Regions from separate parts of the Homo sapiens genome. Here region 1 is linked to region 2. A link is a loop called in an ENCODE intact Hi-C map of the cell type or tissue named here. Cell type or tissue: gastrocnemius medialis. All regions are shown on one strand. Each heading gives the region's core, and the rest is flanking DNA. Links, peaks and the distances in the headings are about the cores only. Region 1 overlaps SLCO4A1 (solute carrier organic anion transporter family member 4A1). Region 2 overlaps MIR1-1HG (MIR1-1 host gene).

The links. A loop is a pair of places that touch in the nucleus more often than their neighbours do. Peaks named below come from ENCODE experiments on the same cell type or tissue, not always from the same donor. Only the 100,000 strongest peaks of a DNase experiment are listed, where the experiment ranks them.
Region 1: a loop joins it to region 2, with 2.6 times the contacts of the local background. A loop is called at or near these places in 1 of 110 quality-filtered maps.

What each region holds. Positions count from the first base shown.
Region 1 is chr20:62,645,753-62,650,124 of GRCh38, reverse strand. The region is part of intron 1 of SLCO4A1 (solute carrier organic anion transporter family member 4A1); the gene reads right to left. SLCO4A1-AS2 (SLCO4A1 antisense RNA 2) reads left to right here. Exons shown (of 2, transcript NR_183965.1): 2 at 1-1,164. Among named protein-coding and RNA genes, the nearest start is that of SLCO4A1-AS2, 4.2 kb to the left of the region's middle. RefSeq lists an enhancer at 1,411-1,984. In gastrocnemius medialis, for the core only: CTCF peaks have their summits at 1,728 and 2,008; DNase peaks (open chromatin) are centred at 2,004 and 2,774; H3K4me3 peaks cover 526 bases; H3K27ac peaks cover 4,000 bases.
Region 2 is chr20:62,557,243-62,561,614 of GRCh38, reverse strand. The region is part of intron 2 of MIR1-1HG (MIR1-1 host gene); the gene reads right to left. Among named protein-coding and RNA genes, the nearest start is that of MIR1-1, 5.1 kb to the right of the region's middle. RefSeq lists enhancers at 1-493, 2,282-3,153, 4,024-4,372. In gastrocnemius medialis, for the core only: no CTCF peak of the experiment used is centred there; DNase peaks (open chromatin) are centred at 2,664 and 4,012; H3K27ac peaks cover 4,000 bases.

The DNA.
Region 1 (4,372 bases), core at 143-4,142, 89 kb before region 2:
ATCCCAGAGCCACACCCTCAGCTTCCCCTGGAAAAGGCAGCGGCTTCTTCCGATCCACACCCTCAGCTTCCCCCGGAAAAGGCAGCAGCTTCTTCTGATGCATGGATACAGCCCCCACTACGGAGCTGGGGAGGGAGCTGCAGGCAGCCTTGACCCCAGACCAAATTCAAAGGACCTGCCTCTTCCAAAGGCCTCCCTCCAAGGGCCACGGGGACCCCATGACCGTCCTCTCATCCCAAGCTGGCTGCATGGGGTGGGCTGGTTTATACGCAGATAAGACTGCACCTGCTGATGAGGCCAGATGCAGGTGAACCCCGGTGCTGCAAATGAGGAGTCTGCAGATGGGGTGAGGCTGAAAGGCAGTTGTGGAAGGCCGGGCAGTGGCAGCCACGTGGCAGAGGAGGGGGTGGGAGACCCGGGGCAGGGATGGGACAGCCATGGGGTGCAGGAGACTGCACCCCCTGTGAAGGACAGGCCAGCGGCCAGCCCCCAGGCCACCCTGGCTCCTGTCAGCATCCCAGGTCGAGTCCACTGTCATCCTCATCTGAACACCCTGACTGCATCTAACACCAGGGCATCTGCTTCCTGGCCTCTGCAGGGCCCACTCTACAGCCTCTGACGCTATGTGCGATGGTCTCAGGGTCAGGGCCAAGAGCACTGTGATAGCGAATTTCATGTGTCAACCTGAGTGGGCCTTGGGTGCCTAGACATTTAGCCAAGCATCGTTCTGGGTGTGCTGTGGGTGTTTCCAGGTGAGATTAGCATGTGAAGGGTGGCCCTCCCCAGGGTGGTGGGCCTCGTCCAATCAGTTGGGGGCCTACATAGATCCAAAGGCTGAGTGAGAGGGCCTCCTCCTGTGACAGCTGCAGCTGGGACCTCGGTCTTTTCCTGCCTTTGGGCTTGGACTGAAATGCCAGCTCTTCTTGGGTCTTCAGCCTTCAGGCTGGAACCTGCAGCAGCATTTCTCTGGTTCTTGGGCCTTCAGACTCAGACTGGACCGAAACCATCAGCTCTCCTGGGCCTCCAGCTTGCCAACGACAGGTCTCGGGACTTGCCCCTTCCATAAGTGCTTGAGCCAGGTCTTCAGGATAAATCTCTTTCCACCTATCCTGTTGGTTGTGTTTCTCTGGATAACTCAGACTAATACAAGCCAGTCCTTCCATACTTTGGTACCGACTTCCTAACGCCTGCTATGTGGGAAACCTGGGCTTCAGGGACTCCCAGGACACTGTCGCACCCACGAGGAGCCCAGGGGCGGTCACTCGAGAGCTGGGTGCAAAAGCTGCCCATGGCTGCGAATCAGAACCGCCTGGCCGGTGGGGACAAGAGGCCCGGAGCCTGGAGTGAATTCCAGTCATCAGCCAAGGCCCTGGGAGCCAGGCTTAGGGAGGAGGCTCTGACAGCACACCACCACCATCGCTGCCCAGGAACCTTCTGGAGGCCTGAACCAGCTGAGCTCTCCTGTGCACACACAGTTACTGAAATCTGCCCCATCACGGGAGGAGGGTCCATCACCTCCATGGAGTAGGGTCCTCTCCCATGGCCTTGTACTCCTGACGGCTGCTCCAGAATGAGGGACAAGGTCTCCCCTGGGGCTCCGGCCACACGGCTCCCATGCAGCCGGCAGGTGGGAAGGAGCCCCTGGAAGCAGAGCCTGCCCATGTGCCCAGGCCCGGAGCCCTGACTGGTGGCCCCGCCCGTGAGCCACTTCAGGCCCCCTGTGGCTGCCCCGCCCCAGGGCACCCACTCACCTCTCGGCCCATCCTTTCCCCACTGCCCTGATGCCTCTGTCCATGGGAGAACATCTGAGGCGGAGCCTTAGGTGGCTCTCAGCCCGAGAGAAACGCAAACCACCCCGCCCCTCCGGTGCATCTAGAGAGCCAGCTGCCCTTTCCCTGGGAGCTTAGCCCCCTCAGGCCCTGTCCCTGCTCTAACCCACAACAACCCCGCAGGGGAGGAAGGGGGGATGTTGCTGCCAGAGGCCTTGGCAGCCAGGGTGTGAATTAGGCCAAGGCGATCAGCCGGGGGATAATGTGTCCCTGGAGCCTCCGGCTGGGGGCAGGCCTGGGGAGGGTGTATGCGTGCGTGTGCGCCTGTGTATGGGTCAGTGCCCGCTATTTTAGGAGGAGGCCATGGGGGCCAGAGTTCTCTTCCGATTTCCTCATGCTGGCCTGGTCAGTCAGCTGCATCTCCGGGATAGGAGGCCCTGACTCCTCTGCTAGGGTCTTTTAGAGGCGAATCCGGCTGACCTCTTCCTCCCCCTCCTCTCAAGCCAGGACAGTGACCTGGGAGGAGCTAGTGGCCACGTGCGGGTGGCTGGCACAGCCCAGACTGTGGGAACTGGGGTGCCAGCCTGTATCCCCGTGTGTGGGCAGCTGACACAGCCCGGCCTGTGCCACTTCTAGAAGCCCACCTACTTCCCTAGGCCCCATGCACTTACTTCCCAGCCTGGCTCCCTGCAAAGCGCTCTCAGCGCAGTGCGTGGAAAGGACGCAGGATCTCTGAGAAAACTATTTTAAGCTTGCCAGCCCCTGGGCCTGGCCTGGCTGACCTACTGTGGCCCAGCAAATGTCCCCAGGGAGGCCTGGAGCTGGGCTGGGTGGGTAGCACCCCTCCACATTAGGGGATGTCCCAGTCCCGGCTTCCAGGCCCCACTCAGAATTTGGAGGCCAGGCAGGACCATAGGGTCTCAGTTCTCCTTTCTCTTCAGATTCCAGCCCAGGCACTGCCTGGCAAAGCCGAGTCCCTCCTCCTGGCACCTGACGGCTCTGAGGCTGCCAGCCACAGCCACATGCCTGCCCTGCACCCAGCCCCGCCCTGAGCACCTGCCTGCTCCCCACACCATCTTCAGCTGCCTCCCCTGCCACACCAGCCCCCCAAGACACCTGGGACTCTCTCCTCTATCTCCAAATTCACTCCAGGGTCTCTTCCTCAAGCTGGATGAATGAATGAAAGGAGCTTTCACTTCTTTAGCTTGAGGCACAGACTCTGGGATCAGCATATGGGGGCCTCAGCTGTGCCTGGTACACCCCAATTTGCATACCTGGTGACCTCGCACAGGCGAGCAGGCAGGAAGCCATTGCTTTGTATGGGGCCGACAATGAAGGATTGTCTGAGCAAGAGGGAGCCAGGGTGCGGCAGCAGGGCCAGCCCAGAAGGACCTGTCCCTCAACCTGCTTGCACCCAGTCTCCACCCACTGAACCTGGGAGCGTGGGGAGGACGGGTGAAGCCACGGGTGTGTGCAGGTTTACTCTTCCTTCCGACTCATCATCCCATCCATGGAACTGAAAACTCTCCTGCCATTCAAGGGCATGTTTGAGAAGAAGACGGAGGCTGGCTCCAAGCCACGCAGGTCACGGGCCTCTCTCTGCCTCAGTTTCCACCCATAACAGAGACATCATGAGAATGAGAATGAGCCACTGAGCGTCCTACTCAAAGTGGGCCCAGTCAGCACTGGAGTTCATGGGAAACAGACTCAGAATGGAAATCCACCCTGTCCGGCCCCGGAGCCCTGCAGGCCCTGCCTGCCGCAGGTCCCCACTGCTGCCCTGGCCTCCTCAGCCTCCTTCCATGGCTGGGGTGGAAGTGGCTTGCCCTGCCCATGCTCAGGACCCCCGCTGTGCCTCGGCTACTGGTGAGTGAAGGCGTAAGTGATGCCACAACTCATGTTTTCCTGCATGTGGGGGGACCCCTTTACAGACCCGTGGTGTTCACAGCTCTCTTTGTCCTCTGGGGAAGAGGAAAGGACCTCCCCAGTTCTCAGGCTAGTCCTTGGGCACAGGGCCTGCTTCCCAGCCTGCTGTGCAGAGCAGCCAGGGCTCTGGGACTCCTGAGGGTGAAGGTGAGGAGGCAGGGGATGCCCAGGACCTCCCTCCTCCAGGAGAGCCCTGTGCACCACAGGAGGCAGGGCGGGTGGTGGGAGGGAAGGGCGGGCAGCTCAGAGGTCCGCCAGCAAAGGGGCTCAAACCTGACCCCCAATGTGTGGGAGAGACAAGACCCAGAAGGGCCCTCGGGGAGCTTGAGAGGCTGCAGGGAGCAGGTTCTGTCCAGATGAGGAACCTGCCTGGCACAGCTGGGCCACTCTCCTCCCAGGTGGCCTCCTAGGCCCATGGGTCCAAATCTCAGGTCCACAGCGCCTCCCGAAAGGCAGAGTCCAGTGGCAAATGCAAGGGCCCCAAGTGAGCCTGGGGCAGACTGGACGACACACGCCACCCAAAGCATCGCAAGCTCTCCCTGCGGCTTGGGCCAGAGGGGCAATGCCTCAGGTGCCCCCCAAGGCTTGCCAGATTAGAAAAACCACCAAGAAAAGGCAAGGTCCGTGGGCAGGAAGGGCCTGGCTGCGCGTGGGAGGGAGAGGAATCTGGGCTCTCT
Region 2 (4,372 bases), core at 264-4,263:
GACCTGGTAGGAAGTGTCACTGAGACTCACGGCTGCAGCAGCCTCACCCACGGACCCCCGAGGGGTGAGGACACAGGGGAGCAGGAGGGCCAGAGCCACGCCTGCCATCTTATCCCGGAAGCCCCTCCTACCTTTGGTAGGGCCCCAGCCCCTGCGCTGGACCCTAGAGGGGAGGCAGCCCCACAGCCCTGGAAGGCGGAAGTAGGAGCAAGTGTGAAACGCACCGCCGGGCCCTCCCCTGCAGCCGCAGCCGTCCCCAGGTCGACATCTGGTGGGGCAGAGGGGGACCCCGGGCACAGAGTGCCACACACCTAGCCAGGGGTTCTTGGGGACTTCTGCAGCCCCTCTGCGCCTCAGGTCCTCCATGTGGGAGTGTGAATGACCATGTGTAAGCACCAGCCCCGTGTGGCCTGAATCTTGGTCATGCCATGGCCGGGTCTGAGCTTGGCCCGGGGTCCCTGGGCACTTGCCCCTCAAGGGCGGTGGAAGCCAACAGTCCCTCCTGCTGCACCCAAAAGCCCTCACCCAGGACCTCGGGGAACGGTGGCCATTTTGGGCAGAAACCACACAGGACCCCCAGGGGAAGGTGTCTCTTGCCCCAGCACAGGGGACACTACAACCAGCGTCCTTGGTGAAGATGCGGCACCAAACGACTTCCCCTCAAGGACAACCAACACCAGGTCACACCCGCAGCAAAGACACTGCCCTCAGAGACTGCAGAGCACAGCCCTGCCCCTGCCAAAGCCCCCACAGAGACTCAGGGACCCAAGATGAAGGCAAGGGTGGCCCCTCTCCTTCTCCCCCACAATCTCAGGCACTCACCGGGGGGCAGGACAGGGGCCCCTCCCCTCCTCCCCCCTCAACCCCAGTTGCACTCACAGTGGGGCAGGACAGGGGCCCCTCCCCTCCCACCAGGGGAGGACATTGCTAACTCCCATCTGGATGCTTTTTTTGTTTCTTGCTATGAAGCTTTTAAAATTTAAATGTCAATAACCTAATATTTCTCCATGCAGCACCATTACCTATTAGCACTCAGATTCACCACTGAATTAAATTTTAATTCCAGATTTTGGTTAATTATTAAAATAGATAGCAAAGAATTACAGTGAGCCTGGTGTGTGTGGGCAGCCCCCGTTGGGGTTTCTGCAGGAGCCTTTGGGGTTCTGGCTCTCACAGGGCAGTCTGCAGAGAGACCCCTAATTAAAAGGCAAGAGGAAACCCTGCACCCCAAAACGGCTTGTTTCTTATCATCAGCAACGCTGACTCAGCCAAATGCTGAACAAGACCCGCTCAGCCCAAATCCATAACTTTTCTATCTATTCAAAAAAAGAAATGTATTATTTCTCAACACTGATAAAAGTTTAATACAGAGTTGCCCGGGTTTTTAATAAACTTGTCAACAAAAGAGCAAGGCAAATTGATGGGTCCCTTCCTAGAGATAAATTTCGCCTCAAATAGACCCACAGAGCAGGGGGCAGGCTGGGGGGAGGCAGGGCGGGAGGGGACACATGATTATTTAGCTGTTCTTTGCAAAAATGGCAAGATAGACTTTTGTGTCTTATGATCTCAAAAATAGGGCCGCGGTAAAAGCTGGTTTAATTTGAAGAAGGCTGTTGGCTGAGAACAGGATCAGAGAGACCCGAGGTCAAGAGAGAGGGCTTGGCAGCTCGGGGACAAATGAACGGCCACGTGTCCCAGGATAAGGAAAAGCCATTTGGTGCACAGAGTCTGATTGGAGCCCCCTCCTGTGGGTGGGAGGGCACCTGCCCACCGCTCCTGCCCACCTGCAGAAACAGATCCCTAAGCCAGGACCTCAGGGATGGCCACAGATGAAATGACAGGGGCATCCATGTGGCCACCGCAGGCCTTGGGACACCAAGGAAGGCCCCAGCTCCACGCACAAGTGTGTGTCGGGCTCTCGATTCTGCCGGTGTTCCCTGCCCTCCCTCTGGCTCAGTGAGGCCACCCAGTGTGCAGAGACATTGCGGGACATGTCCTCATCAGTCCTCAGGTGGGGTGCAGCACCCCATGTCTAAGGAACACAGGATGGGCCTTTCCTGCCCACACTCAAGGGCATCAGCTCCACAGGCCTTGGAGGTGTTTGAAATTCTACCATTAGAGAGTCACTTCTTGAGTTAAGGGTGGAGGGAAAGCCAGTTCCCCTGGGAAGGGGCCTGGCAAGCTGGTGCTCGGGCCTGCAAGGCCTCTGGAGTGTGTTGCTACAGCTGATGTGGGAGGAGGGCCGGGACAGGTGAGGAGGTACCCGAGGGAGGGGCAGCAGGGACCCCAGCGACAGTCTCGCCTGCTGCAGGCCTGAGCCCGAGGCCAGGGAACCAAGCAGCTCCCTGCACCCACTCCCAGGGTGGGGATTCTTGTCCCTCTTCACTCTCAGTGGGCAAAGTCCCCGCCATGCCCTGGGGAAGGGACGACAGAAGGTAGCTGGGTCCCTCCTGGACTTGACACCCTCCAAGGGGGCAGGTGAGGAGGGAGAGACAGAGGCAGAGCCCAAGAGCCCAGAGCCTCACCCGGCCTCTGTCCCGCTACAGCTGCTGGCCTCAGGCACTTAGGCAGTGGGCGGGGTCGGGGGCACTCCTAGAGCTCCGGCAGAGTCATCCGAGTTCAGCCTCTCCATGGGACAGCTGAGAACGCGGACTATTTATACTGGCGTGGTGGGCGGGCGGGCAGCTGGGGAGACACATGCAGCCCTGGAGCCATATCTGGGCATGACAGAGGGCATCGGCTTGCCAGGACAACAAGCGCCACACGGTGCAACTGTCCTGGGCGTCCTTCAACCTCAAAACATCCCCACGGGGCCCCCCGGGGACAGGTTCCAGGGACAGCTGCCTTCTACCCCCTCTCCTGCCGCTGTTAAAAATATTCTGGGTCATTGTCCCAGTCATCCCAGAAATCGTCCTCCGTGCATGCCCATGCAAACACACACACACACACACACCTGCCTCCAGTCCCAGCCAAGGAGTCGCTCGACCCTGTGAGGAGTGGACCCCAGTCTCCCACCGCCAAGGCTTCTGGGTGACCACCTCCTGGCCAGGGAGCAGCCAGTGACCTCTGCACCCAGCACTCCTGAAACAGGGCTCTTTCTCCCATGTTCTCTCCCTGGGGTAGACACAGGAGGCCTGAGAGGCCCAGTGTCCCCCCCAGCATCTCTGTCCTTCAGCATCACACACTTGCACCCCAATGGGGCAGCCCGCCTGGTGCAGGGAGCAGACCTGGCCTGAGGCTTAGTGGTGCCTCTGAAACCTGGGTGAATCAGTCGAGCTCACAGTGCCTTTGCAGTGACCGCTGTGTGGGAACCTCGGCCCTGTGTCCCTCTATCTAAGGGAGCCAGCGGTGGAGCTGCCAGAGGTGGCCCTCTGATCCCTGCCCTTGAGACGCGCAGCCCTGCATGCTTCCTGCGGTGTTCTGCAGCATCCCAGGCGGCAGCTCGGCAGCAGCCTGCCCCACTCCTCTGCTGCAGTCACCGCCCCTCCCCACTCAGCAGGACGGGCTTCCAGGGGTCAGAGCCGGCTGGGGACTCTGAGCACTAAAGGCAGAGTCCTCCCCAAAGGCAGAGTCCTCCCTGGGCACCCAGGGGCCTCCGGGGAGGGCCCTCCCAGCCCCAAGCTCTGGCCAGCTGGGCCTGGGACCTCAGGAAGGAGCAGACAGCACGAGGCTCTGGGAGCTGCTGATACTGTCTGCGGGTGCCTTCCCTTCCCAAAAGCCATGCCCAGCTCTTCCTGGGTGCGATGCCTCCAGTTCACAGGGACAGAGGCTGCTGGTTGGCCAAGGACAGTGGGCAAGGCCAGGGCCCCTCACAAAGCCCTGTGCTCCTGTCCAAGAGCCTCCCTTGCTGGGGCCCAAGCCCAGCCACCCCGAGGTCAGCATCCTGCCCGGGGGCATCAAAGGCAGGAGCAGGGCTGCAGAGAGCACGGGAGGCCTCTGCAGTCGGACGTGCACGGCGGGGCTGAGTCAGCACAAAATCCCTCAGGTTGCTGGGTTACCCTTCATGCGAAGGTGGCAGCGACTCACGGCATTGCACCGCCCCGCCCACCTCTGGCCATCCCTGCCCAGAAACCCTTCAGGCCAGCACTGCCCAGCCACGCCCTGGCCCTGAAGATGGCTCGGGCCACTCAGGTTCTCTCATTTTTACTTTAGAGCATTTTTTGGGTAAAATTTGCAATTCGAGTGATGTTCATTTTGATTGACTCCGGCTGCGGCATCTAAAATATCTGTCCTGTGGGTCAATCTAATCATGCTTGATAGCAGTTTATTCTTCGACGCAACGTTCCCCATGTGAGCCCGACAGTTTCACAGAGACTGCCGACGCACCTCTCGCGAATGCTCTCACCAGCCGCTGCGCCTGCTTTGAATGCTT